Regions from separate parts of the Homo sapiens genome. Here region 2 is linked to region 1. A link is a loop called in an ENCODE intact Hi-C map of the cell type or tissue named here. Cell type or tissue: PC-3. All regions are shown on one strand. Each heading gives the region's core, and the rest is flanking DNA. Links, peaks and the distances in the headings are about the cores only. Region 1 has its middle 72 kb from the start of MAGI3. Region 2 overlaps MAGI3 (membrane associated guanylate kinase, WW and PDZ domain containing 3).

What was found. A loop is a pair of places that touch in the nucleus more often than their neighbours do. Peaks named below come from ENCODE experiments on the same cell type or tissue, not always from the same donor. Only the 100,000 strongest peaks of a DNase experiment are listed, where the experiment ranks them.
Region 2: it touches region 1 in a loop (4-fold over the local background); 3 of 110 quality-filtered maps call a loop at or near these places.

Annotation. Positions count from the first base shown.
Region 1 is chr1:113,310,418-113,327,049 of GRCh38, forward strand. No RefSeq gene overlaps it. Among named protein-coding and RNA genes, the nearest start is that of MAGI3, 72 kb to the right of the region's middle. In PC-3, for the core only: no CTCF peak of the experiment used is centred there; a DNase peak (open chromatin) is centred at 10,064.
Region 2 is chr1:113,447,449-113,464,080 of GRCh38, forward strand. The region is part of intron 1 of MAGI3 (membrane associated guanylate kinase, WW and PDZ domain containing 3); the gene reads left to right. It also overlaps the pseudogene LOC100421402. Among named protein-coding and RNA genes, the nearest start is that of MAGI3, 65 kb to the left of the region's middle. In PC-3, for the core only: CTCF peaks have their summits at 5,673 (motif pointing left) and 6,474; DNase peaks (open chromatin) are centred at 5,643 and 9,703; H3K4me3 peaks cover 1,102 bases; H3K27ac peaks cover 2,732 bases.

The DNA.
Region 1 (16,632 bases), core at 5,091-13,090:
ACCCCGCCTCATCCCCTGGCAGCAGCCTCATGGCACAGGGAGAAAATCTGGGTACTTGGGGGAGGGAGAGCACAGGGATTGTGGGACTTTGTATTGGAATTCAGTGCTGCCCTGTCACAGAAACAAACAAACAAAACACCAGGTGGGTCTCAGCTGGCACCCATGGAGGGAACATTTCAACCAGCCCTAACCTCAGGGGAATTGTCCATCTGAGAAGTTGGAACTTGAATTCCAGCCACCCTTCATACCATGGGCTAAAGTGTTATGGAGTTCTAAATAAACTCGAAAGTCACTCTAGGCCACAAGGACTGCAATTCCTGGGCAAGTCCTGGTGCCGTGTGGACTTGGGGTGCACGTGACCTAGTGAGACACAACCTGGGGTGGCCAAGAGAATGGTTGTGCGACGCCTACCCCAACCCCAGGCAGCTCAGCTCACAACTCTGAAAGAGACTCCTTCTTTCTACCTGAGGGGAGGAGAAGGAAGAATAAAGAAGACTTTGTCTTGCAACATGGATACCAGCTCAGCCTCAATAGGATAGGACACCAGGCAGAGTCGTTACGGTGCTCATTTCAAGCCTTGGCACCCAGATATTTCTAGACACACCCTGGGCCAGGAGGAGACCTGCTGCCTTGAAGGGAAGGACCCAGTCCTGGCAGAATTTATTAACTGCTGACCAAAGAACCCTTGGGCCCTGAATAATCAGCAGGGGGTAGTAAGGCAGCATTTGTCATGAGCCTTGGGTGAGACTCAGAGACGTGCTAGCTTCAGGTGTGACCCAGCACATTTGCAGATCTAAGGACTACATGGAAGGACTCCTTCTGCTTGAAAAAAAGGCAGAGGGAAGAGTAGAGGAGTCTTTGACTTGAGCTTAGGTACCAGCTTGGTCACAGTGGGGAAGGGCACCAAGCAGGCTCTTATGGCCCCCAATTCCAGGCCTTGGCTCTAGGATGGAAGTTGTGGACTTTCCCTGGGCCAGAAGGGAGCCCATTGCCCTGAAGTGAGAGTCCTAGGCCTGGTGGCATTTACCAAAAGCTGCCTGAAGAGCCCTTGGGCCTTGAGTGAGCATCAGTGGTAGCTAGGCAGCATTTGCCACAGGCCTGGGGCAGCAGTAGCCATGGGGGGAGACTCCTCTGCTTGTGGAAATGGGAAATAAGAGGGGGAGGAATGCCTGTAATCCCAGCACTTTGGGAGGCCGAGGCGAGGGGATTACCTAAGGTCAGGAGTTCGAGACCAGTCTGGCCAACATGATAAAACTCTGTCTCTACTAAAAATACAAAAATTAGCTGGGCGTGGTGGTGGGAGCCTGTAATCCCACCTACTTGGGAGGCTGAGGCAGAAGAATTGCTTGAGGCCAGGAGGCGGAGGTTGCAGTGAGCCAAGATTGTGCCACTGCACTCCAGCCTGGGCGACAGAGTGAGACTGTGTCTCAAAAAAAAAAAAAAAAAAAAGAAAGAAAGAGAGACGGAAGGGCTTGCCTTATGGCTTGGGTGCCAGCTCAGCCACAGAACAATAGAGCACTAGGTAGATCCCTAAGGTTTCCAACTCTAAGCCCTGGCCTCCATACAGCGTCTCTGCACCAGTCTGGAGAGTGAGAAACTCACCACCCTGAAGGGAAGGACACAAGCCTGGCTGATTTCACTACCTGCTGACTGTAGAGTCCTAGGGCCTTGAGTGAATGTGGGTAGTAGTCAGGCAGTAGTTACGGTGGTCTTTTGGTGAGACCTAGTGCTGTGCTAGCTTCAGGTGTGGCCTAACACAGTCTCAGTGGTTGTGGCCACAGGAGTGCTTGTGTCACCCCTCCCACAGCTTCAGGCAGCTCAGCACAGAGAGATACTCCATTTGTTTGGGAGAAAGTAAGGGAGGAGTCTCTGCCCTGTAATTCAGAGAATTCTTCAAGATCTTATCCAAGACCACCAAGGCAGGACCTCTGTGAGTCTGCAAGAACCACAGCGTTACTGGGCTTGGGGTAACTTCTAATGCAGATATGGCTATAGTGATCAAAAACTTAGATCACCAAACCGAAGTCCGTTCAAATACCTGGAAAGCCTTTCCAAGAAAGACGGGTACAAACAAGCCCAGATTGCAAAGACTGCAATAACTACCTAATTCTTCAAAGCCTGGACATTGACAAGCATCCATAAGCATCAAAACCATCCAAGAAAACAGGACCTCACCAAACAAACTAAATAAGGCCACAGAGACCAATCCCAGAGAGACAGAGATATGTGACCTTTCAGACAGAGAATGCCAAATAGTTGTTTTGACAAAACTCAAAGAAATTCAAGATAACACAGAAAAGGAATTCAGAATCCTATCAGATAAGTTTAACAAAGAAATGGAAACAAAAAGAATCAAGAGGAAATTCTGGAGTTGAAAAATGTAATCAACATACTGAAAAATGCATCAGAGCCTGTTAAAGAGCAGAACTGATCAAGCAGAAGAAAGAATTAGTGAGCTTGAAGACAGGCTATTTGAAAATACACTGTCAGAGGAGACAAAAGAAAAAAGAATGAAAAAGAATGAAGCATGTCTACAAGATCTAGAAAACAGCCTCAAAAAGGCAAATCTAAGAGGTATTGACCTTAAAGAAGAGGTAGAGAGAGAGAGATAGGGGTAGAAAGCTTACGGAAAGGATAACAGAGAGGTTATCCCAAACCTAGAAATATTAATATTCAAGTACAGGAAGGTTATAGAAAACCAAGCAGATTAAACTCAAAGAAGGCCACCTCAAGGCATTTAATAATCAAATTCCCAAAGGTCAAGCATAAAGAAAGGATTCTAAAAGAAACAAGAGAAAAGAAACAAATAATATACAATGCAGCTCCAATACATCTGGCAGCACACTTTTCAGTAGAAGCCTTACAGGCCAGGGGAGAGTGGCATGACATATTTAAAGTGCTAAAGGGAAAAAAATTTAACCCCAGAATAGTATACCTGGCAAAAATATCCTTCAAATATAAAGGACAAATACAGGCTTTCCCACACAAACAAAAGCTGAGGAATTTCATTAATACCAGAACTGTCCCACAAGAAATGCTAAAGGGAGTTCTTCAATCAGAAAGAACACAACTTTAGTGAGCAATAAGAAATCATCGAAGGCATAAAACTCACTGGTAATAGTAAGTACACAGAAAAACACAGACTATTATAACACCGTAATTGTGGTGTGTAAACTACTCATATCTTAAGTAGAAAGACAGAAAGATAATAAAAAACAACTTTTCAAGACTTAGACAGTACAATAAGATGGCCAGGCACGGTGGCTCATGCCTGTAATCCTAGCACCACTTTGGGAGGCCAAGACAGGCAGATCATGAGGTCTGGAGTTCAAGACCAGCCTGGCCAACATGGTGAAACCCTGTCTCTACTAAAAATATAAAAATTAGCCGGGCATGATGGCACGTGCCTGTAATCTCAGCTACTCAGGAGGCTGAGGCAGGAGAATTGCTTGAACCTGTGAGGCGGAGGTTGCAGTGAGTCCAGATCGTGCTGCCACCACACTCTAGACTGGGCAACAGAGCAAGACTCCATCTTAAGGAAAAAAAAAAAAGCAAAAACAAAACCAGACAGTTCAAAAAGATATAAGTAAAAACAAGAAAAAGTAAAACCGTGGGCAGACAAAGTTAAAGTGTAGGGCCAGGCATGGTGGCTCTCACCTATAATCCCAGCACTTTGGGAGGTCAAAGTGGGTGAATCACCTGAGGTCAGGAGTTTGAGACCGGCCTGACCAACATAGTGAAACCCTGTCTCTACTAAAAATACAAAATTAACTGGGCATGGTGGTGCATGCATGTAATCCCAGCTACTTCGGAGGCTGAGACAGGAGAACCTCTTGAACCCAGGAGGTGGAGGTTGCAGTGAGCCAAAATTGCACCATTGCACTCCAGCCTAGGCAACAACAGCAAAACTCTATCTCAAAAAAAAAAAAAAAAAGAAAGTTAAAATGTAGAGTTTTTATTAGTTTTCTTTTTGCTTGTTTCTCAGTTTGTTTATGCTATCAGAGTTAAGTTGTCATCAGTTTAAAATAATGGGTTATAAGATGTTATTTACAACCCTCATGGTAACTCGAATCAAAAAACATACAAAGGGTACAAAAAAACCATGAAGCAAAAAGCTAAAGTATACCACCAGAGAAAATCACTTTCACTAAAAGGAAGATATACAATGAAAAACATACAATGGTTATACAAAAAATAAGCAGCAAGAAACTAAAGCATACCACCAGAGAAAATTACCTTCACTAAAAGGAAGACAGGAAGGAAGGAAAGAAGGAAGAGAAGATCACAAAACAGACAGAAAACAGAAAACAAAATCGCGGGACAAAGTCTTTAATTATCAATAATAAAATTAAAAGTAAATGGACTAAACTCTCCAATCAAAAGACATAGAGTGGATTTTAAAAACAAGTGGATTTAAATCTGAATGGATTTAAAAAACAAGACTCAATGACCTGTTGCCTACAAGAAACACACGTCATCTGTAAAGACCTAAATAGACTGAAAACAAAGGGATGGAAAAAGACTGTATTCAAAGGAAACCAAAAAAACAGCAGAAGTAGTTATATTTATATCAGCCAAAATAGATTTCAAGACAAAAACTATAAAAAGACACAAAGATGATCATTACATAATGATAAAGTGATCAATTCACCAAGAGGATATAACAATTATAAGTATATATGTACCCAACACTGAGGCACCCAGAAATATAAAGAAAATATTACTAGAGCTAAAGAGAGGGATAGACCCCAACACAATTAGAGCTGAAGACCTCAACCTCATTTTGAGCATTGGAAAGATCATCCAGACAGAAAATCAACAAAGAAACACTGGACTGCATCATAGACCAAATGGATTTTATATTTACAGACATTTTGTCCAATGGCTACAGAATACACATTATTCTCCTCAGCATATGGGCCACTAAAAAACTCTTATAACTGATAAACAAATTTGGTAAAGTTGCAGAATACTAAATCAACATACAAAAATCAGTAGCATTTCTATATGCTAACAGCAAACAATCTGAAAAGAAATCAAGAAAGTAATCTCATTTATAATAGCTATAAATGAAATTAAATACCTAGGAGTTAACCAAAGAAGTGAAAGATCTCTACAATAAAAAATATAAAGCATTGATGCAAGAAATTGAGGAGGACACAAAAAATGGACAGATATTTCATCTTCATGAATTGGAAGAATTAATATTGTTAAAATGTCCATGCTACCCAAAGCAATTACAGATTCAATACAATCTATCAAAATACTAATAACATTCTTTACAGAAATAGAAAAAAAATCCTGAAATTTATATGAAGCCACAAAAGACCCAGAATAGCCAGAGCAAAAATAAAAACTGAAAGAATTACATTACCTGACTTCAAATTATACTACAGAGCTATACTAACCAAAATAACACGGTAGTGGCATAGAAACAGACACATAGACCAATAGAACAGAATTGAGAACCCGGAAACAAATCCATACATCTACAGTGAACTCATTTTCAACAAAAGTGCCAAGAACATACCTTGGGGAAAGGGACAGTCTCTTCAATAAATGGTGCTGGGAAAACTGGATATCCATTACACAGAAGGATGAAACTAGACCTCTATCTCTCACCATATACAAAAGCCAAATCAAAATTAATTAAAGAATTAAATCTAATACCTCAAACTATGAAACTACTACAAGAAAACATTGGAGAAAATCTCCAGGACATTGGCCTGGGCAAAAATTTATTGAGCAATACCCCACAAGCATAGGCAACGAAAGCAAAAATAGACAAACAGGATTACGTCAAGTTAAAAAGCTTCTGTACAGCAAAGGAAACATAAACGAAGTGCAAAGACAACCCACAGAATCGGAGAAAATCTTTGCAAATGATCAATCTCACAAGGGATTAATAATAACCAGAATATATAAGGAGCTAAAACAGCTCTACAAGGAAAAAAAATCTAAAAATCCAATTTATTTTATTTTTTTTACAGTCAATAATAATTTATTGTACATTTAAAAATAATGAAAAGATTATAATTTGATTATTTGTAACACAAAGACAGGGCATATGCTTGAGTTGATGGATACCTCATTACCCTGATGTGATTATTATGCATCGTATGCCTATATCAAAATATCTCATGTACCCGATACATATAAACACCTACTATGTACCAACAAAAAATAAAAATTAAAAAATTTTAAAAGGCAGCTTCACAAATGAGCCAATTAGTAGCACTTTAACATTGTGTAAATAATATGTTGAAGAAAAGAGAATTTCACAAAAAACTGGAATGCATAAACAAGATTCAAATATAAATTCTAGAATTAAAAATTAACTGAAATTGTCCTATGACCCACAAATGCTACTCCTAAATATATAGTAAGCAGAAATATCCCAAATCTTCATTGAAATATGTATACAAATATTTATAGACACCTTAGTTCATAATATCACCCAACTAGAAACTACTCAAATGTCCATGAATCACTGAATGAATAGATAGGTTGTGGTATATCCACACAATGGAATACCAATGTCAAGAAGCTTTTTTTTTCTTTTCTTTTGTTGAGATGGAGTCTCGCTCTGTCGCCAGGCTAGAGTGCAGTGGTGCAATCTTGGCTCACTGCAACCTCTGCCTCCTGGGTTCAAGCGATTCTTCCGCCTCAGCTGCCCCAGTAGCTGGGACTACAGGCACGTGCCACCATGCCCAGCTAATTTTTGGATAAAAATCCAATTTAAAAATGGGCAAAAGATTTGAATAGACATTTCTCAAAAGAATCCATACAAATGGCAAACAGGTATATGAAAATGTGCTAAAAATCATTAAGCATCAGAGGAATGCAAATCAAAACTACAATGAGATATACTCTTAGCCATTAAAATGGCTTTTATCCAAAAGACAGGCAATAACAAATACTGGAGATAATGTGGAGAAAAGAGAACCATACATACAAAGAGAACATACACCATTGTTGGGAATGTAAATTAGTACAACCACTATGTAAAACAGTTTGCAGATTCCTCAAGAAACTAAAAATAGAGTTACCATATGATCCAACAATCCCATTGCTAGGTATATACCCCAAAGAAAGCAAATTAGTATATAAAGAGATATCTGCAGTGCCATGTTTATTGCAGCACTATTCACAATACCCAATATTGGGAAGCAACCCAAGTGTCCATCAGCAGACGAGTATCTCAAGAAAATGTGGTACTTCCACTGACTTTCTTCACAGAATTGGGAAAAACTACTTTAAATTTCATATGGAACCCAAAAGGAGCCCACATAGCCAAGACAATCCTAAGCCAAAAGAACAAAGTGGGAGGCATCACGCTACCTGACTTCAAACTATACTACAAGGCTACAGTGACCAAAACAGCATGGTACTTGTACCAAAACAGATATATAGACCAATGCAACAGAACAGAGACCTCAGAAATAACACCACACATCTACAATCATCTGCTCTTTGACAAACCTGACAAAAACAAGCAATGGGGAAAGGATTCCCTATTTAATAAATGGTGCTAGGAAAACTGGCTAGCCATATATAGAAAGCTGAAACTGGATCCCTTCCTTACACCATGTACAAAAATTAACCAAGATGGATTAAAGACTTAAATGTTAGACCTAAAACCATAAAAACCCTAGAAGAAAACCTAGGCAATATGATTCAGGACATAGGCATGGGCAAGGACTTCATGACTATAACACCAAAAGCAATGGCAACAAAAGCCAAAATTGACAAATGGGATCTAATTAAACTAAAGCACTTCTGCACAGCAAAAGAAACTATCATCAGAGTGAACAGGCAACCTACAGAATGGCAGAAAATTTTTGCAATCTACCCATCTGACAAAAGGCTAATATCCAGAATCTACAAAGAACTTAAACAAATTTACAAGAAAAAAAACCATCAAAAAGTGGGCAAAGGATATGAACAGACACTTCACAAAAGAAGACATTTACGCAGTCAACAGACATATGCAAAAATGCTCATCAGCACTGGTCATCAGAGAAATGCAAATCAAAACCACAATGAGATACCATCTCATGCCAGTTAGAATGGCAATCATTCAAAAGTCAGGAAACAACAGATGCTGGAGAGGATGTGGAGAAATAGGAATTCTTTTACACTGTTGGTGGGAGTGTAAATTAGTTCAACCATTGTGGAAGACAGTGTGGTGGTCCCTCAAGGATCTAGAACTAGAAATACCATTTGACCCAGCCATCCCATTACTGGGTATATACCCAAAGGATTATAAATCATACTACTATAAAGAGACATGCACACATATATTTATTGCGGCAGTATTCACAATAGCAAAGACTTGGAACCAACCCAAATGTCCCAAATGTCCATCAATAATAGACTGGATAAAGAAATTGTGGCACATATACACCATGGAATACTATGCAACCATAAAAAAGGATGAGTTCATGTCCTTTGCAGGGACATGGATGAAGCTGAAAACCATCATTGTCAACAAAATATCACAAGGACAGCAAGCCAAACACCGCATGTTCTCACTCATAAGTGGGAGTTGAACAATGAGAACACATGGACACAGGGAGGGGAACATCACACACCAGGGCCTATTGGGGGCTGGGGGGCTGGGGGAGGGATAGCGTTAGGAGAAATACCTAATGTAAATGATGAGTTGATGGGTGCAGCAAACCAACATGGCACATGTATACCTATGTAACAAACCTGCACGTTGTGCACATGTACCCTAGAACTTAAAGTATAATAAAAAAAATGGTACTTATACAAAATGGAGTACTATTCAGTGATAAAAAAAGGATGACTTCCTGTCATTTGCAACAACATGGATGGAACTGGAAGTCTTATGTTAAGTGAAATAAGCCAGGCACAGAAATACAAGCTTTGCAAGTTCTCACCAATTTGTGGGAGCAAAAAATAAAAACCACTGGACTCATGGAGATAGAGGGTAGAATGGTGGTTACCAGAAGCTGGGAAGGGTAGTCGGGTGAGGGAAGGGGGAAGGATAGTGGTTACAAAAATGTAGTTAGATAGAATGAATAAGATCTAGTATTTGATAGCACAATAGAATAACTACACTCAACAATAATTTATTGTATATTTTTGAATAACTAAAAGAGTATAAATGGATTGTTACAAAAAAGGGATAAATGCTTGAGATGATGGATATTCCATTTACCCTGATGTGATTATTATGCATTGTATGCCTGTAACAAAATATCTCATGTACCCCATAAATATATATACCTACTATATAAGCAGAAAAGTTAAAAATAAAAAATTTTTTTAAAAATTGAATCTTGGTATTCATAATTATTGACTCAATATTTTCTTACTAAGACCATTACTGAATAATGACCATGCTTTTTGCCAGACATAGAATTGTTCCAAGGAAGTCTAGGGTCTAATATAAAGCAAGGTATTCTATAATAGTATAATAATAATCCTGTCTGTGCTATCCATTTGTAATTAGTCCATTCAGAATCATGATCTTAAAATAATTTCATCTAGTAGGATATATATATATATTACATATGTATTTATATATTTATAAAATTGAAATACATATATATGTATCTATAAAATGGAAATACATACATATTTATCCTGTCATTTTCAACAATATGGATGGAACTGGAGATCATTATGTTAAGTGAAATAAACCAGGCACAGAAAGACAAACTTTGCATGTTCTCACTTATTTGTGGGAGCTAGAAATTAAAACTATTGAACTCCTGGAGATGGAGAGTAGAATGATGGTTACCAGAGGCTGGAAAGAATAATGTAGGCAGGGAGTGGGAAAGGTTAATGGTACAAACATATAGTTAGATAAAATGGAAATACATACATATTTCCATTTTGTAGATAGAAAAAAACAGAAGCTCAGAGATGTCCAGCAGCCTGTCCCAGGTTGCTTGGTGAAGTGTTTTTTACAACTCCTTTGCCAGTGCTCTGCCTCTGTTATGTAAAAAAATACAAGGTGGTATTTGTAGTATCACTTGCTATGCAGCCTGTAATGGTTAACTAGATTAATTAGTCATAAGTGATTCAGAAGCACTGGGTAAACATGGGTGTGTATACATAAATGATCAGTCACATATCAAATAGCTTTTAGCCTACATATGTTTGAAGAAGGGTGCTCTAGGAAGAATTTTTAAAAGCTAAGCTTCAGAAGTAAAGGTTCTTATGCAACACTGATATTAATATTCTATAAAACTATTTAAAATTGATTAGGTTGCTATATCACTAAAAATCCAGAGGGAACTAATAATTTTGGAGTATTGCCCAAATGATGACCCCAGGCAACCCCTGAAACCAGCAGTGAATACTGCGTTAGGATTTCAATCTATTTATTAATATTATGCTTCTACACAAAGAACACAAAATAGAGAGAAGAGAGGAGAGCAATGGCCTGTCTAGTTGATATGATCAGTATTGATAATTAGAGGAGATAAAGAACAAGTAACAGATTTTGAGATTTTTGTCTGAATTGTCTGAATAATTGTCTAAGCTGCTTGTGTGTGTTTGTGTGTGTGTATGTCTGTGTGTCTGTGTGTAGATTCAGAGATGAAAATGAATTTCAATTTTTAAAAATCCATTCCTCATAATTGGTCCTAATGCCTAATGATAGCATTTTTCAAAATAGAAGTTCATCTGATATTGTTGTTAGTAGAGGCAAAGGGAAAGGGAGTCTCTGCTTTCTGGAAAGCTAGCAGCATGGCATTAGCTCACCATAAGTATCAGTGGTGCCTATAGTGACCCTCTTGCCCCCCTTTTCTCTGTTCTCACACCTATTGTTACGTAAGAAACTCCCCTTTTCTCTCTTTCTTAGAATTCTTATGAAGAATTTCTGCTCTTGCTCAGCACTGTTGTTCTTCCAATGCCCTCGTGTGAGAGAATAAGAATTACTTGCAAATCAAATTCCAGGGATTTGCATGGTAGACTTGAAGCTCTTGCTGCCTTTTGTTGGATAACTAAGATTGGTTTGTATCTTGTACAAACATTCCTGTCATTCATTAAAAGAAATGTAATAGTCTATTTAGGTATGCAATTCCTTCACTTCTCCAAACATATGACCTGTTTGCCTCTTCAGAAGAAGCCAGAGAGCTGGATCAACCTCTTTTGGCTGCTAAGTTACTGTACTTGTTTCTATTACCCTTGGTCCACGTGTATTGCCAGGAAAAAGATCTTCCCTTGAGCTTCAAACATTTGATTCTTAACCCCATATATCATTCTTAAAATTATCAAGATGACTTTGTTAAGCAACTGCTAAGCTAACTCATAGGTATTGCCAATGGCATACACTCTTTATCTATAGGAAAATATTAGATAGTAATGTACTCAGAAACTTGGAACAATTTTTTTTCTTTACAAAGTGATAATGACCTCTATACTTGACCTCCCAATTAAGAGTGTAGTTTAAAGAAACTGCCAAATGTTCACAATTAGGCAATAGAAAGACCTACTTAAGAAGTAGAAAGCAAGCTTCCCATCTGTGAAGTCTTTACTACCCACATGGAACAAAGATAACATAAAAATGTCAAGTGAACAATTACATATGGAATTCTAGGAACTCTGGAAGGGAGGAAGAACCAGAGGAGTCTTCCAGATCAAGGATCAACAAACTCTTCTTGTAAAGAGACAGAAAACAGATATTTTAGGCTTTGCAGGCCATATGTTCTTTGTTGCAACTATTCAGCTCTGCTTTGTAGTGCAAACGTAGCCATAGACAATAATGAGTATAATTGTATTTCAATAAAACTTTATTTATAAAAACAGATGGTGGGCCAGCTTTGGATCATAGATTGCTGATTCCTGTCCTAGACCAAACCCCTCCCAATATAGAAATCTCATCTCTAGCACCCAGACCATTCTATATTTGGACAGTTGTAATAACTGGAGGTTTTCCTTATACAAAGTTACACCGTGTCTCTCTGAAACTCTCACCCACTGTTACCACCGTTGCCTCTGAACTAGACCATGACAGTAGCCTCCTAACTTATCTCTCTGGTTCTACCTTGTCCTTCCTACAATCAATTCTCCATAGAAGCCCCTTAACTAGTCCTTATAAAATGTAAGCCAAATCATGTCATTCTCTGGCTCAAGGTCCTCTGATAGTTTTCTATAACATTTACAATAAATCAAAATGCTTTACCTCAGCCTATAATTATAGGCCTGAAATACCTGGTTTCATGACTGTTTCTCTGATCTCATTTCCTACTACTCACTGCTCTCTGGCCACACTGGCTTCTCAGTGTTTTCCAACATACTATGTGCATTCCCATCTCAGGGCGTTTGTGCTGGTTTTTATTTGTCTGGAATTTCTTCTCCCAAATGCTTGCAGGGCTTGCTCCTTCTTTTCATTCAAGTCTCTGCTCAAATGCTACCATCTCAGAGAGGCCTTCTCCAGCTGCATTATCTATCCTGCTCCATGCTCGACTGTATATTTTACCCTGCTCTATTTTATTTCATATCATCTAACGCTAACATTATATTATACATATGAATGTGTGATTCTTTTTATAATTTACTCCCCCAACTCATGCCAGTTTTATATCAGTAGGAATTTATGTGCCTTGTTCACTGTTGTATTTCTACTGCCTAGAGCAGGAACTAGTATATATCAGTTACTTACTACATATTTGCTGGATACATGATAAATGTGGCTTTGCCCAGTGCAGTTTCCAAAAATACATATGATCACTCTTCCATATGACAACACTTCTACACGTGAAGGCAAGCTCTATATTCTTCCTAAATTTCCTAGTATCCAGGGATATGTAGCTTCCACTCCTGTAATATTTGCATTACTCCCTTAGGCCCAATAACTGGTCATGATCCTTAAGTTTTGACCTTAGGCTTCTACCTACATTTGCTCATCAGGTTACATCTGCCCCTGGTCACTCTGGGTACCTACTTTACCAGATCTAGTTTGACTTTTGGGACCTCTACTCCCTAAGGTTTGCCCAGGCACTTGTGAAAGGGAATCAAACACCAGTGTGTAGACATTTGTCATTCCTTTTAGCTGCTCAGTGACTGAACTTCCCCTTGGGTTTGAGGAATCTCCTCCCCACCTTATGAGACAAAGACCTCTATTCAGCAAAGAATCTGAAATTTCCATATATTCACTTTCCTAACCACCCTTACAGTAAGAGTGCTGTCACATGATCTAGCCTTCACCAATCAGATACTCTAGTCCTAAATTTCGTGGCAAGAACCAGTGAGGTTAAGAAGCAGCAACTGACCAAAATCCATTCTGGTGGTGCTGTGACAAAGGTAGCCATGACGTTCTGTTTCAGAGGCAGCAAAAGCAGAGGTTCTAGTGCATCCAGAGCTTATCTTCTTCTGACTTACTTGTGTACTATGATTTATTATGTATTATGCTTATTGTTAATTGTGTTAGAATGTTAGCTCCATAGGGGCAGGAATCTTTGCTTTGTTCAGTTGTGTGTCCCAAGCATCTAGAGCAGGGCCTGGCACAAAGTAGGAGCTCAATAAACATTTATGAATGAGTGTGCGCTGAGATGACCTTTTTTTTTTTTTTTATTGAGAGGGAGCCTTGCTCTGTCACCCAGGCTAAAGTGCAGTGGTGTCATCTTGGCTCACTGCAGCCTCCGCCTCCCGGATTCCAGTGATTCACCTGCCTCAGCCTTCCAGGTAGCTGGGATTACATGCACGTGCCACCACACCCTGCTAATTTTTGTATTTTTAGTAGAGATGGGGTTTCACCATGTTGGCCAGGATGGTCTTGAACTCCTGACCTCAGGTGATCTGCCTGCATCGGCCTCCCAAAGTGCTGGGATTACAGGCATGAGGCACCGTGCCTGGCTGGAGATGACATTTTTTCATCTATCAGATTGATAAAAAAGGCTTATCTGTGAGAGTGTGAAGGAATAAACATTTACACATTGTTGGTGAGATCATAAATTGCTGTAAACATTTTAAAATGTAAGATTGAAAATAATTTCATATCCAGGAATTATGCTGCACAAGTACACTGAGATCTTAATTCAAAGATGTTCATTGCAGGATTCTTTGCAATAGCAAAATATTGAAAATAAACAAAATATCAATCCATAGGGAACTGGATAAATAAATTTTTATATATTCATAGAGTAGAACTATATGCATTGACATGGAAAGGTTTCCAGACCTAGAACCCTCGGATATAAATAGTACCTAGTACTATTTTAGAAACTTTAATAAACAATTTTTTCAGAAAGGTATTCACAAGTAAGTTTTTTGCAGTGGTTGCTTTGGGGAAGCGGGTAGGTTTGGGGTTGTGGAAGGGGGGAGATTTTTGCTTTCTCATTTTATGCCTTTCTATACTATTTTACTTTCTCCCGTATGTGTGTATTATTCATATTTGTAAAAACAAAGAAAATGAAATGAGTTGACTTTTATCCCCCTACTCTGTCGTCCAGACTGGAGTGCAGGGGTGTGATCACAGCTCACTACAGCCTCAACCTCCCAGTCGAGGGGATATTTCCACCTCAGCCTCCCAGTGCTGCTAATTTTGTCTTCTAAATATTTATTGACCTCACCCCTCCTCTCTATCCTCACTTTTTGCCCTGTTTAAGGCCAGCTGGGACTACAGGCCTATGCCACCATGCCCAGCTAATTTTTAAAATTATCTGTAGGGACAAAATTATTTGTAGAGACAAAATTATTTGTAGAGACAAAGTGTCGTTGCCCAGGCTGGTCTCAAACTCCTGGGCTGCAGCAATCCTCCTGTCCGGCTCTCCCAAAGTGCCGGGATTACAGGTGTGAGTCACACATGCTTGGCCATGAGTTGGCATTTTTACTAATCAAGTTAGCAAAGTGTTTTGGTTTTGTTTAGTTGTTTTTAATGATGATTTTCTGCAGGAAGAGATATTGTGAAATGGATAACCTTACAATACCAGTGGCATTATAAATTGTTGCAATCCTTTTTGAAAGAGGTTTGATAACATGTAACAAAAGGTTTTAAACATTTGTATATTTTGATACTGTAAACATTTTTAAGAAATCTATCTTAAGGAAATCTGTCCCATACATGGAAAGCACTTTATATATAAAGATATCAATGAAATTATTATTTTAAATATCCCAACATTAGAAACAAATATCCCATAAAATATGAATTAAAGCACATCCATAGACAGTCAATATTATCTATTTAAAATAATATTTACAAAGATTTTGTTACAAAATAAATACGTTTGAGGTGTAATGTTAAGAGAAAAAAATATCACACACTGTTAGACTTAGTGGACAGAATGATCACAACCATGTTAAAGGATCTTCTTAGAAAAATACTGACAGGAATGTTAATTAGTGGGTAGCAGAACTTTTTCTTATCCTAGCTTTCGATAATTTCCAAGTTTTCTAAAATAAGCATTTATTATTTTATATTGGAAAAATAACTATTCTGTAAAGAGGAAATGAGACATGCTTGGTATGATTTGTTCATAGTCAATGTGTTCTGAGGCTAAATTAATCCACCATTTTAATTTCTAAATGAAATGTTCATTTACTGTTTCCAAAAATTGGCTACAGCATTTTGCCAAGGACCAATCATCAAACTTGCCAATTTTTATTATCCAAAGACACTCATTACTCATCACCAAGTGCTGCTAATTTTGTCTTCTAAATATTTATTGACCTCACCCCTCCTCTCTATCCTCACTTTTTGCACTGGTTAAGGCCTTTATCCTGACCGCACCTCCAGCTTCATTCTGGTTTCCCTCCATTTCACCCTCCACTCTGCCATGAGAGCAGTCTTTTTACAACACTGTTATACCACATTATTCATTTACCAAAACCTTCCCATAGCTCTTATGGCCCCAGGGCCACAGGGTTCTTGGTGAACCTACCAGACTCTCCTGACCCAAGCCCTGTCTGCATCTCCCCATCTCTCTTCAGCTGAGAATACAGAGGTGCTCATGGTTCTCTGAGCTCACCCTGCCACTTTACAACTCCTTGGCTTTGTTCATACCATTGCTTCAATCTAGAACCTTCTTCATTTGCTAACTCTCTGCCTTCCCCATGCCTCAGGCCCAACATCTGCTCCTCCAGGAAGACTTCTCTGACCCACCAGGCTGGGTCACAAAAGTGAACAAACCAATACTGCTTGTTAGGTTTTCAGAGCATTTGCATATAGAATAACACATCTAGCCCTCGTAATAACCCCGTGAAAATGGCAAGAAACACATTATCCACATTTTACAGATAAGAAAGGTAAGATTCAGACAACATACTTGGTTGAAATCATGTGGCTCATAGGGCAGAGCCAGGACTGGTACCCCGGTAAACCTTGACCTTAAATACAACGTTTGGTTTTTGTTTTGTTTTATTTCCTTTCGTGCTTGCTTTCTGAGCTGCTAAGATTAGAGAGGCAAACCTAGAGAGGCTGAGGAGCTGTTCAGGAGAAGGGGAATCTAGCTGATAGAGAATCTTGACATTTTTCAGTATGTCAATTGCCTTTTTCAACTCCAGAATTTCTTCCTGATTCTTTTTAATTATTTCAATTTCTTTGTTAAATTTATCTGATAGAATTCTTAATTCTTTTTCTGTGTTACCTTGAATTTCTTTGAGTTTTGTTCAAACAGCTATTTGAAATTCTCTGTCTGAAAGGTCACATAT
Region 2 (16,632 bases), core at 5,024-13,023, 140 kb after region 1:
TTAAAGGTATCACCTCTTAATACAATTACAATGGGAATTAAACTTCAACGTAACTTTGGGAGGGGATAAATATTAAAAACATAGCAATCACAATAAAACTGGGAAATTAAAAAAAAATTGTGCGGCTGGGAGCGGTGGCTCACGCCTATAATCCCAGCACTTTGGGAGGCTGAGGCAGGTGGATCACCTGAGGTCAGGAGTTGGAGACCAACCTGGCCAAAATTGTGAAATCCTGTCTCTACTAAAAATACAAAAATTAGCCATGCATGGTGGCATGTGCCTGTAATTCCAGCTACTTGGGAGGCAGAGACAGGAAAATTGCTTGAATCTGGGAGGCGGACGTTGCAGTAGAGCCGAGATCACGCCACTGCACTCCAGCCTGGGTGACAGAACAAGACTGTGTCTCAAAAAAAAAAAATTGTGCAACTATCATCAATATATAATTCCAGAACATTTTTATCACCCCAAAGGAAACCCATATTCATTAGCAGTTACTTTTCTGCTTAGCCCCTGGCAACCACTAAATGACTAAAAATAAAAGCTGAAGCTATGATAGGAATGTCTTATTCTAATTTTGGTAATATTCATTATATTTTAAGTAGACAGATGTAAATAATGGGCAAATAATGCTTTTAATTATTTTCTTTAACCCGTCTTAGAGCCAAGAAGCTTCTTTCAAGGCAGTGGTACATGGTGGAGGCTATCAGAGTTTCTAGAATAATTATCTAGGCTGAAAGTCATATCTGGGCTTTTTGGTGATCTTTCTATGTGAGCACGTACAGCTAATTTGACTAATTCTCTTCAAATATTTCTTGAAGATGTATGTTACAACAAGGCTTAGGTTATAATATTAGAATAGGCCTTCTCTTTTGAGTGGAGTAATATGATTATTCTAATAAAGATCCTTTCTTCACTGAGGCTACTGTTTGGGAGTTGAAGTAACTGGGAAATTTGAACCTACCCTTCTCCTTTCACATTATATCACCAGTATAAGAGCAGAATTGTCAGATATTCCGTTAAATATTGGATACGAAATGTTTTTTAATTGATAAATAATTTGTGTGTGGCAGTATTTCTGCATTCTTGTCCTATAAACTAATATCAGAGTTCTTTGGTTGCTGTGACATGCCTCCTCAGATTAATAGTGAGATTTCTTCCTGTAGGTAACCCTAATTTCTTTTAAAGCAATGATTTATGGTATTATGATCTAAATGCCTTTTTTTTTTAAGAGATGGGATCTCACCATGTTGCCCAGGCTGAGCTCAAGCTATCCTCCCACCTCACCTTGGCTTCCCAAAGTGCTGGGATTACAGGCATGAGCCACCATACCCGGCCCTCGATGCATTTTTAATGTTACATTAGTTGCTAAAAAATAAAACATAAAAAAGAGGCCGGGCACAGTGGATCACGCCTGTAATTCCAGCACTTTGAGAGGCGAGGTGGGCAGATCACCTGAGGTCGGGAGTTCAAGAGCAGCCTGACCAACATAGAGAAACCCCATCTCTACTAAAAATACAAAATTAGCCCAGCGTGGTGGTGCATGCCTGTAATCCCAGCTACCTGAGAGGCTGAGGCAGGGAAATTGCTTGAACCTGGGAGGCAGAGGTTGTGGTGAGCCGAGATCACGCTATTGCACTCCCCTGGGCAACAAGAGCAAAACTTCATTTCAAAAAAAAAAAAAAAAGAATATTTTGCAATATCAGGGGGCAATAATGTGATATGCTGGATAGTAAAAAGTTAATGAGGACATAGATGCCTAGTCTAAGCAAAATAGATAAGAAGTTGCTGATCGTAATTGATGAGAATGACGTCACAGTGGAATAGCAGATAATGCATGAGTGGTGAATTTCCTCGTTTAGTCTTACTTTGAGGCAGCAAATAAATCCTTTATAAGTGTTGCATTACTTTTATGGTGTGTGTGTGTGTGTGTGTGTGTGTGTGACAGAGAGAGAGGCTTCAATCCTTAAATCATGTAATATTAAGAAAAAACAAATGAATTCACTTAGAAGATTTGGGGCTGGATCTATATTTTTTCATCATTTTAACATTTGGGGGTTAAAATTTCCAGACCGTTGGAGACGACATCCATCCAGAACAGAGTAGATCCTGGAGATTCTGGATAAATTATCTGCAAGTGCATTTTTTTTTCCCAATAGATTGAGTTTATTATCAACATTCAGTTTGCTGATTAAAAAATTTTTCAGTATATCGATATTGAACTCGAGTTGGAAGAGGCGAGTCTGGTCTCAAAATGGAGGGCCATGATCCAAAGGAACCAGAGAAGTTGAGAAAACTGTTTATTGGTGGTCTGAGCTTTGAAACTACAGATGATAGTTTAAGAGAACATTTTGAGAAATGGGGCACACTCACAGATTGTGTGGTAATGAGAGACCCCCAAACAAAACGTTCCAGGGGCTTTGGTTTTGTGACTTATTCTTGTGTTGAAGAGGTGGATGCAGCAATGTGTGCTTGACCACACAAGGTTGATGGGCGTGTAGTGGAACCAAAGACAGCTGTTTCTAGAGAGGATTCTGTAAAGCCTGGTGCCCATCTAACAGTGAAGAAAATTTTTGTTGGTGGTATTAAAGAAGATACAGAAGAATATAATTTGAGAGACTTCTTTGAAAAGTATGGCAAAATTGAAACCATAGAAGTTACGGAAGACAGGCAGAGTGGGAAAAAGAGGATTTGCTTTTGTAACTTTTGATGAGCATGATACAGTTGATAAAATTGTTGTTCAGAAATACCACACTATTAATGGGCATAATTGTGAAGTGAAAAAGGCCCTTTCTAAACAAGAGATGCAGTCTGCTGGATCACAGAGAGGTCGTGGAGGTGGATCTGGCAATTTTATGGGTCGCGGAGGAAACTTTGGAGGTGGTGGAGGAGCTATGGTGGTGGAGGTGGTGGCAGCAGAGGTAGTTATGGAGGAGGTGATGGTGGATATAATGGATTTGGAGGTGATGGTGGCAACTATGGTGTGGTCCTGGTTATAGTAGTAGAGGGGGCTATGGTGGTGGTGGACCAGGATATGGAAACCAAGGTGGTGGATATGGTGGAGGTGGTGGAGGATATGATGGTTACAATGAAGGAGGAAATTTTGGCGGTGGTAACTATGGTGGTGGTGGGAACTATAATGATTTTGGAAATTATAGTGGACAACAGCAATCAAATTATGGACCCGTGAAAGGGGACAGTTCTGGTGGAAGAAGCTCGGGCAGTCCCTATGGTGGTGGTTATGGATCTGGTGGTGGAAGTGGTGGATATGGTAGCAGAAGGTTCGAAAAACAGCAGAAAAGGGCTACAGTTCTTAGTAGGAGAGAGAGCGAGGAGTTGTCAGGAAAACTGCAGCTTACTTTGAGACAGTCCTCCCAAATGCATTAGAGGAACTGTAAAAATCTGCCACAGAAGGAACGATGATCCATAGTCAGAAAAGTTATTGCAGCTTAAACAGGAAACCCTTCTTGTTCAGGACTGTCATAGCCACAGTTTGCAAAAAGTGCAGTTATTGATTAATGCAATGTAGTGTCAATTAGATGTACATTCCTGAGGTCTTTTATCTGTTGTAGCTTTGTCTTTTTCTTTTTCTTTTCATTACATCAAGTATATTGCCCTGTAAATTGTGGTAGTGGTACCAGGAATGAAAAATAAAGGAATTTTTAACTTTTCAAAAGAAAAATTTTTCAGTATATCTGCATAAATGAAATTGGTCCATCATGTGTATTAGAGGAAGCTATCCTTACTCCGTTTGTTATCAGGATTATGTTAGCTTGAAGAATGGACTGATAAACTTTCTATAAGGCTTATTACAGGCTTTAACCTGTAAAATTGATCTCATCGTAAACAGCTTTGAGAGTATACAGATAGTTGACTATTTTTCTTCTCTGGTTTCTTCAGATACTCTTCATCATCTTGGATTTGTTTTAATAATTTATATATGTTAAAGAAAATAATCAAAACTGTGCAGATTTATAAATCTTTAAAATTGTACACAATATTATATATTTTAAAACTCCCTACATATGCAGTTTTATCACCCTTCTCATTTATGGTACACCATAAGACTCACTTTTTGATGCCAAGTGTTCTCGAAAATGTCCTAAGGAAGATCATTGCTGGAACAATGTTATTTTTGAGACTTTTGTTCCTTATAAGGAAATAGACATCAATTAAGGAGGGAATTTTTTTTTTGGAGGTGGAAATGGGTAGTATGATCAAGCAACTATATGTATATTTCCCTGGGGAACACGGCATTAAGAAGAGAAAATAATCCCAACTATTAACAATTTCATCTGTGCAGTGGTTTTTATTCTGCAACATTGTCTTTTCTATTTTTGTACATGTTTTCTAGAAAAGGTAAACATGTAGTAGAAATAAATGTGATGTTAATTGCTATGGCAGTGTGTCTGTACACATTACTTTTTTCTCCTGTCTACCCACCTTCCATTGGCAATCACCCAACTGGTTAGGTAAATGAGGGTGGATGGATAATAAACGTTTCTTCACAATTACTTCCTTAGCTCTCAAAAGGGATTCTGAAGCATTCCATTATAAGTGCTGCTTACAGACATGCTGAAATGACCACTTTTTGCTCTGGAGTGATATTCTTTGCTTAATAAAGAACAAGAGATCACAATATCTTTCTTTCCTGAGCAGAAGCAGGGCAAACTGTTGATTCCTTTTTGTTTTTTTCCTGCAAAGAAAGGACCTTGCTTATGTCACCCAATTTCCCCTTTCAGGAAGGGGAAGTAATTTTTAGTAAGTCAAGGTATGTAGTAGCCATAAGGTCTTCTGTTTAGGATTAAGGTTCAGTGAAGTCATTTGGCATTCATTTATTTTTGGAGTTTTGATCCGAAAGCTGCTTCATTGCAGAATTTTAGTCTGAATTATGTTCTAAAGATTGATGATCTCTCTATGGGACTTCACTGTAACTACTCCATTAGGACATCAGATTTAGCCAAGTATTTATGTGTTAATTTTGTTGGATTAACTTATGTGCATAGACATACACACACACACACACACACACACACACACACACTGAAGCCTCATTGTTCCCTTAAATTTTAATTTTTATTTGATATCTTTTCATAATCTATTGAGAAAAGTTATGATGGGAATGCAGTACTGTGAGTTTGCACTGACAATAAAGGTTGATCTATGACAGCCTCTTAGAAGCAACTACTTTAAAATATTTTATAGTGGGAAAAAACCCCACAAATGCAGTTGTTGTTTTGTATACTTTTTTCTCTGTTGACCTGAATAGGATTAAATAACCTCTAGGGTGATTTGCCCATTCAGCAAAGTGGCACAGGCCAAAAAGGAGATTAAAGTAGGATGAGGGGGAAACAAGGAAAACATGACAAAGGAAAACCCAAGATTAGAAAGACTCAGTGAAGAAATTTTACTCAAAGAAATAAAGAGGTTTTTTCTTCCTTCAGTATCCCCAAAGCAATATAGCAGGAAATCTTACTTTGATTATCCATCAACAAGCAAGAGTGGAATTAATAAGTTGACCAGCAAATTGATACATTCCACTGTGCACGCAAAAGTCAGACCCTTATAAGTAAGCAGTTGCATGATATACTTTATAAGTATATAAGCACATATGTTACAAGTTCTTCATGGGAAAGCAGACCAGCTCAGCCTAGCCTGAATGCCACCTAGTGTTCTCTTGTATGTATAGGATACAAGTGGAGCCAATGGTTGATTAATTGAAAATGACAATTAAGATAGGGAATTACATAAATTGATATAAATTTTCATGAGCATTTGATTTTTAACTTAAAGCATATACTGACTGGAGACTGCTGTCATCTTTCTTGCATAAACAACATATAATGCTTGTCTCCTGTTTCCAATTCAAATTTCCATAAAGTAGAACAAGAGCTTAGCAAACTGAGTATGGAATCCTACTCGATTTTTATATTTTTTATAACAATTTTTCTTTTCTAACATTTTGAGATTTACCTTTCCAAAGCTTTCAGTGTTTTCCCAAAACATTTATCTGTTTTCATAGAAACACCCTTTTTGTACTCATATTTCATAATATTTAATTAAATATTAAATTGCATAATCACAAATTGGCATAAAAGCAGTGAGAATGAACATAACTTGGTAAAACAGAATGTGAAGACATACTGCTATTGGAGTAGTCTGTTTGATTTAGCTTGCCTGTGGGCAGCTGCATGTTTTAAACAGGAAATGTAGAGCTAGCCCTTACATAGTGGAGATAGCCCATTTGGGGAGTTTCTGCTCTGTTTGATTTGGCTGATGCCTGTATTCTTCTTTAGGGATAATTAGCTATGATAGGCCTTTATGGCTAAGACTTTAAACAATAATACTTGGTGAAGTGAGTTGTCAAGGAGCTAAATATACACATTAGTATGAGAAGAGAGCAACACGCAATCTGATTTCAGAGCTGGTGCACTTAACCATCATGCTATCTACTGCTTCCCCTTGTGGGAAGTATTAGCATGCCACTTTATGTCCATAATATAGCAAGTAGATAAGAAATGGTGCATAGGAAATAATATAATTATGCTGACCCTTTTCTATATTAAACATTATTCTCAAAAAACAGAGCATATACCTCAGATATCTCTAGAAGAGTTACCAAAACTGATCTTCTATTAGGTTAACAGTATGCCACTAAATGAGTAAGAACAGGAATTATGCAAGCCATTTATGTAGATGAAATTCAAATAGAATTATAAATAACAAAACTGAAAAAGCCATTTGGTTGATAATTATTATTTGGGATGCATATTTTGCTTGTTTTAAATTAGTTTTCAGGGTCTTCTTCCTTTAGGGGTAGCTTAGCTCAGTCTTTAGCCTGATTCAGTTCAAGAGAAGAAAGGCTAACTACTTTTTACCCATAAGAGGCAGTGCAGCTTACTCTCTGGAGTCAAGCTAACAAGTATGACCTGTCCGTACATTTTAATTTCACTTAGTAGCTGTGTGACCTCGGGCAAATTACCTTACCTCTCTTGTCTCAGTTACCTCATTATAAAATAGGGATTAGTATCTATTACACAGAATTTCTTTTATTTATTTATTTTATTATACTTTAAGTTCTGGGATACATGTGCAGAATGTGCAGGTTTGTTACATAGGTATATACATGTCATGGTGGTTTGCTGCACCCATCAACCCATCTCTACATTAGGTATTTCTCCTAATGCTATCCCTCCCCTAGCCCCCCATCCCTCGACAGGCCCCGGTGTATGATGTTCCCCTCCCTGTCTCTATGTGTTCTCATTGTTCAACTCCCACTTATGAGTGAGAACATGCGGTATTTGGTTTTCTGTTCTTGTATTACACAGAATTTCAATGAGAATTAAATGGATTCATGTGAAGTTCTTACAACAGTGCCTGGTGTATAGTAAATGCTCAGTAAATGATAGTCATCATCATCCTTATCAACCTTGAAAAAGGGAAATAGTGATATTATTGTTGAAAATATAGCCAGAAACATGAATCTGAAGTATGTAGTATTGGAGATTAGGTACAGAATAAACAAGAAGTAGAACCAGAGAAGGCATACGTGAAAAATTAATGTGTGGTCCAGAATAGATGTCATAGTTCTGGGCATTACCTCTTGTTCATTAAAAGATAAATAGTGGGTCAGGGTAGAAATAAAAAAATAAGCTGGAGGAAGGAAATAATAAAAATGACATAGAAATACAGTAGGATAAATTCGAGAGTGGACTTTCTGAAAAATCCCAATAATATATGAGTACCTACAGCAAATCTAATTGGAAAAGAAAAAGAACGGGGGAAATCATTTAAAAAGTTAAAAAGAGGATCAGGGAGAGATCCTAAATAGTGTGAGAGACTGCTATGCAGAGTTGTGTGGTAATATATTTGGAAATCTTGATGAAATCTAAAATTTCCTAGCAGATATAAAAATCAGCTAGAGAAATAGAAGACTGTGATTATGTCATTCTTCTGCTTGAAATTCCCCTAAATAGCTTCCCATTGTTCTCAAGATAAAGATAGATACTTTCAACTTGTCTTCCAGTCCTCCCTGATCTGACCTGTTTCTTGCCATCCAGGCCTTGCATTCTTTTCCCTTGGGCTCCTGCACTCTGGCCATATTGATCTTCTTTCTGTTCATCTAATACTGTTCTCTTTTGCACCAGGACCTTTGCACGTCCTGTTTGTTTTGTGTGTTTTGAACACTTAATTTCTATTAATCCTTAGATTTCTACTCAAGTTTCATGTCATGGGGAAACTGAACCTTACTCTTCACAGACTAGGTTTGGGTCCCTGTGCCATCTGCTCTCATAGCTCCTTATACTTTGTTTTCATACTTAACACTATTAACAATTATTTCTGGGTATTTATGTCTCTTTCTCCCCAAGTATATCATAATTTCTTTGATGGTAGAATTGATGGCTGTTTTGCTTATTCTTGCCTAGCACAGAGAGAGGTACTCAGTATTTTCTGATTAAATAAGGACTTGCATAGTCAAATAACCTCTTCCGTTTTTTCTTTTTTCTCTCTCTTTTTTTTTTGGAGATGGAGTCTTGCTCTGTCGCCCAGGCTGGAGTGCAGTGGCATGATCTCGGCTCATTGCAAGCTCTGCCTCCCGGGTTCACGCCATTCTCCTGCCTCAGCCTCCCGAGTAGCTGGGACTACAGGCGCCCGCCACCACGCCCGGCTAATTTTTTTTTTTTTTTTTTTTTGTATTTTTAGTAGAGACAGGATTTCACCATGTTAACCAGGATGTTCTTGATCTCCTGACCTCGTGATCCGCCCACCTCAGCCTCCCAAAGTGCTGGGATTACAGGCGTGAGCCACCACGCCCGGCCCCATTTTTTCTTTAATAGTGAGATTTAGAAACCCATCCTCTCTCTCTCTCCCTCTCAAACATAAAAAACAACCTAAGTTGTTTCACAGACACATTCTTGTAAGCTTTCTAGGAAATAATTTTCTATATCCAACTGTTTTGTAACATACCCATATACATATAGAAAGCTATCCAGTTCATTTTATTTCAATCTCAAATTTGATAAAGTACCAAAAAGTAGTAATACAGACCTAGTTCAGTCATGAATATGGATGGGAAAAGTCAATATAAAATTCTAGCAAATCAGATTCAGCAGGATATTAAAAGAACATTTCATAACATAAGTTATACATTGAATTTAAAAAGTAGGTGAATATTAGATTAAAAATGAAAAACCACATGGTGATCTTAATGCCACAAAAGAGTTTGATAAAACTCAATATTCATTCTTTATAAAAGTATTTAATGGTTTGGATGAAGACTTCTTCAGTTAAAGAAAAACAAAGAAGAATTTCTGTCCAAACCAATATCCCAGTATCTTGCTATATAATGAAATGATAGAGTCATTTCTATGAAAATAGGATAAAATAAAGAGGCTTGCGGATACAGCCTTTTTTTTTTTTTTCCAAGTTCTAGACAATGCAATAAAACATAACAGAAATTAGAAGCAGGGCTTTTGGAAAAAAGGAGATACAGTTCCCATTTATTTGCAGGCCGATTGGTTATATCTAGAAACCAAAGAGAAAATTAAAAACTTTTGGAATTAGTAAGAATAGGTATGAATTAATATGAGAGTTGAGTTGGATACACATGTTTTTGAGCTGATTCATGCAAAGGCTTTCCAAGCTCCTTTGTGTTTTACTAGGTTGTGTTTGCTTAAAGTTGGCTCGCTAGTACGCAGTCATGAGTCAGGGGAAGAGAAGGAGCCTGACTGGCTCCTATATTGTTCTGAGTCATATTTCTTTTTTTCAGTGGAATTAAACCAACATGATTGTTGAAAGAGATCAAAATTTGGCAGGTTTTCATTTGCTTGATATCTGTAAACAGACTTTTCTTTCAGGAAAGGAATTTGGAGGAGGGCAGAGCCATCATTATCTCTTTTTTACAAATCTACAATTTCCCATTTGACCCTTACAATTAATCTGAAAGTCAATTTGTGTTTGAGATTATACGACAGTAACAGGTTGATAAGCAGACATTTCTATGTCTTATTCGATAAGAAATACTGAATTAAGTTGGAGAATGGAGGTCATGTGCTGCCCCGTACATTTCTCATCTTGTCCTCAGCAAGGACTATATGGTAATTTTCATAGATTTTGTCAATTAAATGACCGATATTTGAGTACCTTTTAAGTGCTAGTTCCTGTTCTTGGTGGTAGGATTGCAGTGGTGAAGAAGATATATTCTGTTCTTAAGAGGATTACATTGCAGAGGGGATAGATAGATAATAAGCTGTGTATAAATAAGATAAATTTAATTATAAATAATACTGATAAATATAGAGAAGATAAAATAGGTATTGACCAATTATGAATGGCATACTGTATGGCAAGAGCTTTTTAGATGGAGTCAAAGAAGTCTTTGCTGAAAAGGTGACATTTGAATTGAGTCATGAAGGATGAGGAAGAGGAAGCCATGAGGGCACCTGTTCTAAGAGCATTTCCCAGCATAAAGAACTATGTGGTGACAATAAATTCAGGGACAGAAAGGAGGCCAATGTGGCTGAAGAACAGTGAACTAAGTGGGAGAGTAAGAAGAGGTAATGCTGGAGAAGTAGCCAAAAACCAGGTCACGTAGGAACTTGTGGGCCATAAGAAGGAGTTTGGATTTTTGGAAATGTGTTGGAAAACCTTTAGATTGTTTGTTTGTTTTTCAAAGTGAGATGTTTATGATCTGTGTGGAAGACAGACAAGAAGAAAACAAAAGTGGAAGTAGAAAGACCAGGTAGGACATCGTTGCTTGTGCTGGTGGCTTGGGTCCAGGTGGGTGCAATGGAGATTCAGGGCAGCAAGTAGAATTTGACTGATGGATTGGAGTGGTATGAAAGAAAGAGTCAAGGATGGCCCTAATTTTTTGATCTGAATAATAAAGTGTATAATGAATGCTGTTTGCTGAAATGGGCAACTCTTGAGATTGGAAGTGAAGCTATGAGTTGAGAGCACTTTCTCTGTTTTGGCTGTGTTAACTCTCAGTATCCCCCGGAAGTCATTATTATCATTTGCCATCTGAATCCATTATACCCTGTTTACTTTCAATTTTTATGTTTTTTACTTTTATATTTTTTTGGAGACAGTATCTCACTCTGTTGCCCAGACTGGAATGCAGTGGCATGATCATAGCTCCCTGCAGCCTTGAACTCTTGGGCTCAAGTAATCCTTCCACCCCAGGCTCCCAGGTAGCAGCTAGGACTACAAGAGTGTGCCACTGCACCCAGCTAGTTTTAAATTTTTTTATTGTTTTGTGGATACGAGGTCTTACTATGTTGCCTAGGCTGGAATGCAGTGGCACAATTATAGCTCACTGCAGCCTTGAACTCCTGGGCTCAAGTGAACTTCCTGCCTTGGCCTCCCAAAGTGCAGATATTACAGGTGTGAGCCACTGTGCCTGTTCATTTTCTAAGTTATTTTATAAATAATTAACACAAGTAAACAATGAAAAACAACCTTATTAGAAACTTTAATAAGAATTTAACCATAGCAAACCCAATTTTTTTTATCCTGTAAGTTCCTGGTTTTGAAGACACATACATATTCAAAATGAGAAAAAGTCCTTTGAATATAATCATCAATTGCTATATACAAACCTGTAACATATACATTATATAAATACTGATTTCCAGATTTAAAATGAATCTCTTAATATGTTCTGGGTTTATCATTACTTCTGGTTTTTGCATTTTATTGTCAAAAGGCAGTATTTTTGAAAACTTTGATGGCTAAGATTTTGTTGAAGAAAGGATAAACACTTTCAATTGAAAAGTATTTTTGTTTTTTAGATTTATCAACTAATGAGAATGATCGATTTAATGAAATTTGTTATTTCTACATCAGTTATTTTTTCTCCACACTTTTTATATAGATACTTATCATCAGCATTTGTCTACCTATGAACTTCATCAAGTAAATTTAGCTTCATAAACATCATAAAAAGATCAATGAATACTACCACATATTCTTTTAACTAAATGGGATGGTCTAGGATCTTGTAACATATTGCACAATGAAGTTTCCTGTTGAATGACTGTCTGGCTAAAAGTACTTCTTGTCCTTAAAAATCATATTGTACATTCATTCCTTCTTAAGTTTCAGAAAATTTATCTAGGATATCATCATCTGAAGATTCATAACCTGAGATTTCACTACTACCTGCCTCTTTACATTCACCATCTAATAACTGTGAAATATCTTTCTTTGTCAGTTTTCTTCTCTTTGCCATTATGGGTAGAAAATGAAATATTCTGAATTTTCAACCGTGTTTACTGAAACCCTCAAAAATACAAAGATAGGATTTCCAGCCTTCTTTTCAAAAGATGAGACAATACCACCAACCAAAAAAAGCCTGGGACCTGATGGATTCACAGCCAGATTCTACCAGATGTACAAACAAGAGCTGGCACCATTCCTACAGAAACTATTCCAAAAAACTGAAGAGAAAGGACTCCTCCACAACTTATTCTATGAGGCCAGCATCATCTTGATACCAAAACCTGGCAGAGACACAACAGAGAAAGAAAACTTCAGGCCAGTATCCTTGATGAACATTGATGTACAAATCCTCAACAGAATACTTGCAAACTGAATCCAACAGCACATAAAAAAGGTAATCCACCATGATCAAGTAGGCTTCATCCCTGGGATGCAAGATTGGTTCAACATACACAAATCAGTAATTGTGATTCATCACATAAACAGAACTAAAGACCAAAAACTACATGATTATCTCAATAGATGCAGAAAAGACTTTTAATAAAATTCAACATCCCTTAATGTAAAAAACTCTCAATAAACTAGGTATTGAAGGAACATACCTCAAAATAATAAGAGCCATCTATGACAAACCCACAGCCAACATTGAACTGAATGGGCAAAAGCTGGAAACATTACCCTTGAAAACCGGCATGAGACAAGGATGTCCTGTCTTACCACTTCAATTCAACATAGTACTGGAAGTCCTTACCAGAGCAGTCATGCAAGAGAGAGAAATAAAGGGCACCCATACAGGAAGAGAGGAAGTCTTCTCTGTTTGCAGATGACATGATTGTATATCTAGAAAACCCAATAGTCTCAGCCGGGCACGGTGGCTCACGCCTGTAATCCCAGCACTTTGGGAGGCCGAGGTGGGCGGATCATGAAGTCAGGAGATCAAGACCATCCTGGCTAACATGGTGAAACCCCATCTCTACTAAAAATACAAAAAATTAGCCGGGCGTGGTGGTGGGTGCCTATAGTCCCAGCTACTTGGGAAGCTGAGGCAGGAGAATGGCATGAATCCAGGAGGCGGAGCTTGCAGTGAACTGAGATTGCGCCACTGCACTCAAGCCTGGGTGACAGAGCGAGACTCCATCTCAAAGAAAAAAAAAAAAGAAAACCCCATAGGCTCAGCTTGAAAACTCCTCCAGCTGATACACAGCTTCAGCAAAGTTGCAGGATACAAAATCAATGTACAAAAATTTACTAGCATTCCTATACACCAACAACAGCCAAACTGAGAGCCAAATCAGAAAGGCAATCGAATTCCCAGTTGCCACAAAAAGAATAAAATACCTGGGACTACAGCTAGCCAGGGAGGTGAAAGATCTCTACAATGAAAATTACAAAACACTCCTCAAATAAATCAGAGAAGACATAAACAAATGGAAAAGCATTCCATGCTCATGGATAGGAAGACCCCATATCATTAAAATGGCTATATTGCCTAAAGCAATGTACAGATTCAATGCTATTTCTATCAAACTACCAACAGCATTATTCACAGAACTAGAAAAAACTAGTTTAAAACCCTTACGGAACCAAAAAAGAGCCTGAATAGCCAAGGGAATCCTAAGCAAAAAGAACAAGTGCCAGAGGCATCATGTTACCCAACTTCCAACTATACTACAAGGTTACAGTCACCAGAACAGCATGGTACAGGTACAAAAACAGGCACATAGACCAATGGAACAGAAGAGAGAGCCTAGAAATCAGGCCACGCATCTGATCATCAACAATGCTGACAAAAACAAGCAATGGGGAAAAGACTCCCTATTCAATAAATGGTGCTGGGATAACTGGCTAGCCATATGCAGAAGATTGAAGCTGGATCCCTTCCTTGCACCATATATAAAAATCAACTCAAGATGGATCAAAGGCTTAAATGTAAAATTCAAAACTATAAAAACCCTGGAAGACAACCAAGGCAATACCATCCTGGACATAGAACCGGCAAAGATTTTATGACAAAGACACCAAAAGCAATCACAACAAAAGCAAAAATTGACAAGTGAGATCTAATTAAACTTAAGAGCTTCTGCATAGCAAAAGAAACTATCAACAGAATAAACAGCCAATCTACAGAATGGGAGAAAATATTTACAAACTATGCATCTGACAAAGGTCTAATATTCAGCATCTATAAAGAACTTAAGTAAATTTAGGGGAGAAAACCCCATTTAAAAAGTGGGCAAAGGACATGAACAGACACTTCCCAAAAGAAGACATACATGAGGCCAACAAGCATATGAAAAAAATCTTAATATCACTGATCATTAGAGAAATGCAAATTAAAATCACAGTGAGATACCATCTCATACCAGTCAGAATGGTTATCATTAGTCAAAAAATAACATGCTGGTGAGATTGCAGAGAAAAGGAAACACTTATACACTGTTGGTGGGAGTGTAAGTTAGTTCAAGCATTGTGGAAAGCTGTATGATGATTCCTCAGAGACCTAAAAGCAGAACTGCCATTTGACCCAGCAATCCCATTACTGGGTATATACCCAGACCAATATAAATCATTCTACTGTAAAGACACATCCATGTGAATGTTTATTGCAGCACTATTCACAATAGCAAAGATGTGGAATCAACCTAAATGCCCTCAGTGACAGATTGGATAAAGAAAATGTGGCACCTAAATACCATGGAATACTATGCAGCCATAAAAGAATGAAATCATGTCTTTTGTGAGAACATGGATGGAGCTGGAGGCTATTATCCTTAACAAACTAATGCAGGAACAGAAAACCAAATACTGCATGTTCACACTTACAAGTGGGAGCTAAATGATAAGAACCTACAAACGAAGAAAACAACAGACACTGGGGGCTACTTGATGGGGAGGGTGAAAGGAGCAAGAGGCGCAGAAAATATAACTATTGGGAACTGGGCTTAATACCTGGGTGATGAGATAATATGTACAACAGACCCCCTTGACACATGTTTACCTATGTAACAAACCTTCACTTCTACCCCCAAACCTAAAATAAAAGGTGAAAAACAAAAGATGAGGCAATACTTTGAGTAATGCAATAAGAAAACTGAAGGAGGGTATAGTAGTACAGCATCCTTTTAGGCAATTCTATTATTCTTACAATTTTAGATTTTTAAAAATATAGTTGGGAATAACTGATAAATAATGATGAAATAATTTTCAGGATGATGGATTACCGAAAGATTTAAGGTATAGGAAAAATAAGATCACTGAGGCCCTGTAATATATCTTAGATTTATGAAAGAGTCCAATGGACCCATATGGTAATTGCAAGACAAAATGAGTGTGTTTTAAAAACAAGTAAGAGTTCTGTTTGCTCTTGAATACCTCTAAGAAAGAATAAATTCATGAAATATCAATCCTTACAAATAGAACTGCCCAGAAACAAATTTAAAAAACAAATCTCCAGTCTAGTGGTCCCAGATAATACCAAGGGATAAGTTTGAAGTGTGTATTAAATATCCCATTGGAGATGTAGAGTAGTGGTTGTCTCCAGAAATCTAAACCTCAGAAGAGAGGTCTAGACTAGAGGTTTCAGTCTGAGAGTCATCAACCATTTGAAGCTTTGGATCTAGATGAGATCACCCAGGAAAGAGAGGATAAATGGAAAGAGAAGAGGGCCAAGAATAGAGCCCTGTGGCACACTAGATTTTAGAAATCTCATTTAGGAGAAAGATACTGAGAGGGTGCAACCAGTGAGGTAGAAACCTGTGATATAACTTGGAGAATAGTGTTTTAGGTGGGGAGAAGTCAACTGGATCAAAAGATAAGAGTAATTTTTAAAAAAGTAAGGTCAGAGAAGTTTGATCATTGACTTTTTTAAGAATAGGGATCTTTGATGACCCTTAGGAGAGCTGTTTCATTGAAGTGATGAGGCTGAAAGCCTGTTTGTGATGGATTAAAATGAGGAAGTAGAGATAAGCAATAGAGGCAAATTTTACAATAAATTTTGCTGTGAAGGCGGGGGAGAGATGGTATTTGGTGAGAGTTTCTTTTAACCCACTTTAGAGGATTGAGAGGAATTGGTAGAGTACCTGGAATTGGGGATGTCAATCAGGGAGATATTGGTACCTTAAATTAACATATTAAGGCTTGACATTAATACTCTCACATTAATACTGTATAGAATAGAGCAGAATTCTTCTCTCTCCTTTTCTCTTTTATGGATGTATAATAGAGGTACATAGTTTAGGGGTACATGTGAAAATATATTCCTATAACTTACAGAGATCAAATCAGTGTTCTTGGGATATTCATCACCTTAAATATTTGTCTTTTCTTTATGCTATAAACATTCAAATTATGCTAGCTATTTCAAAATGTACAATAGATTAAGTTATAGTCACCCTACTCACCCTACTGATCTAT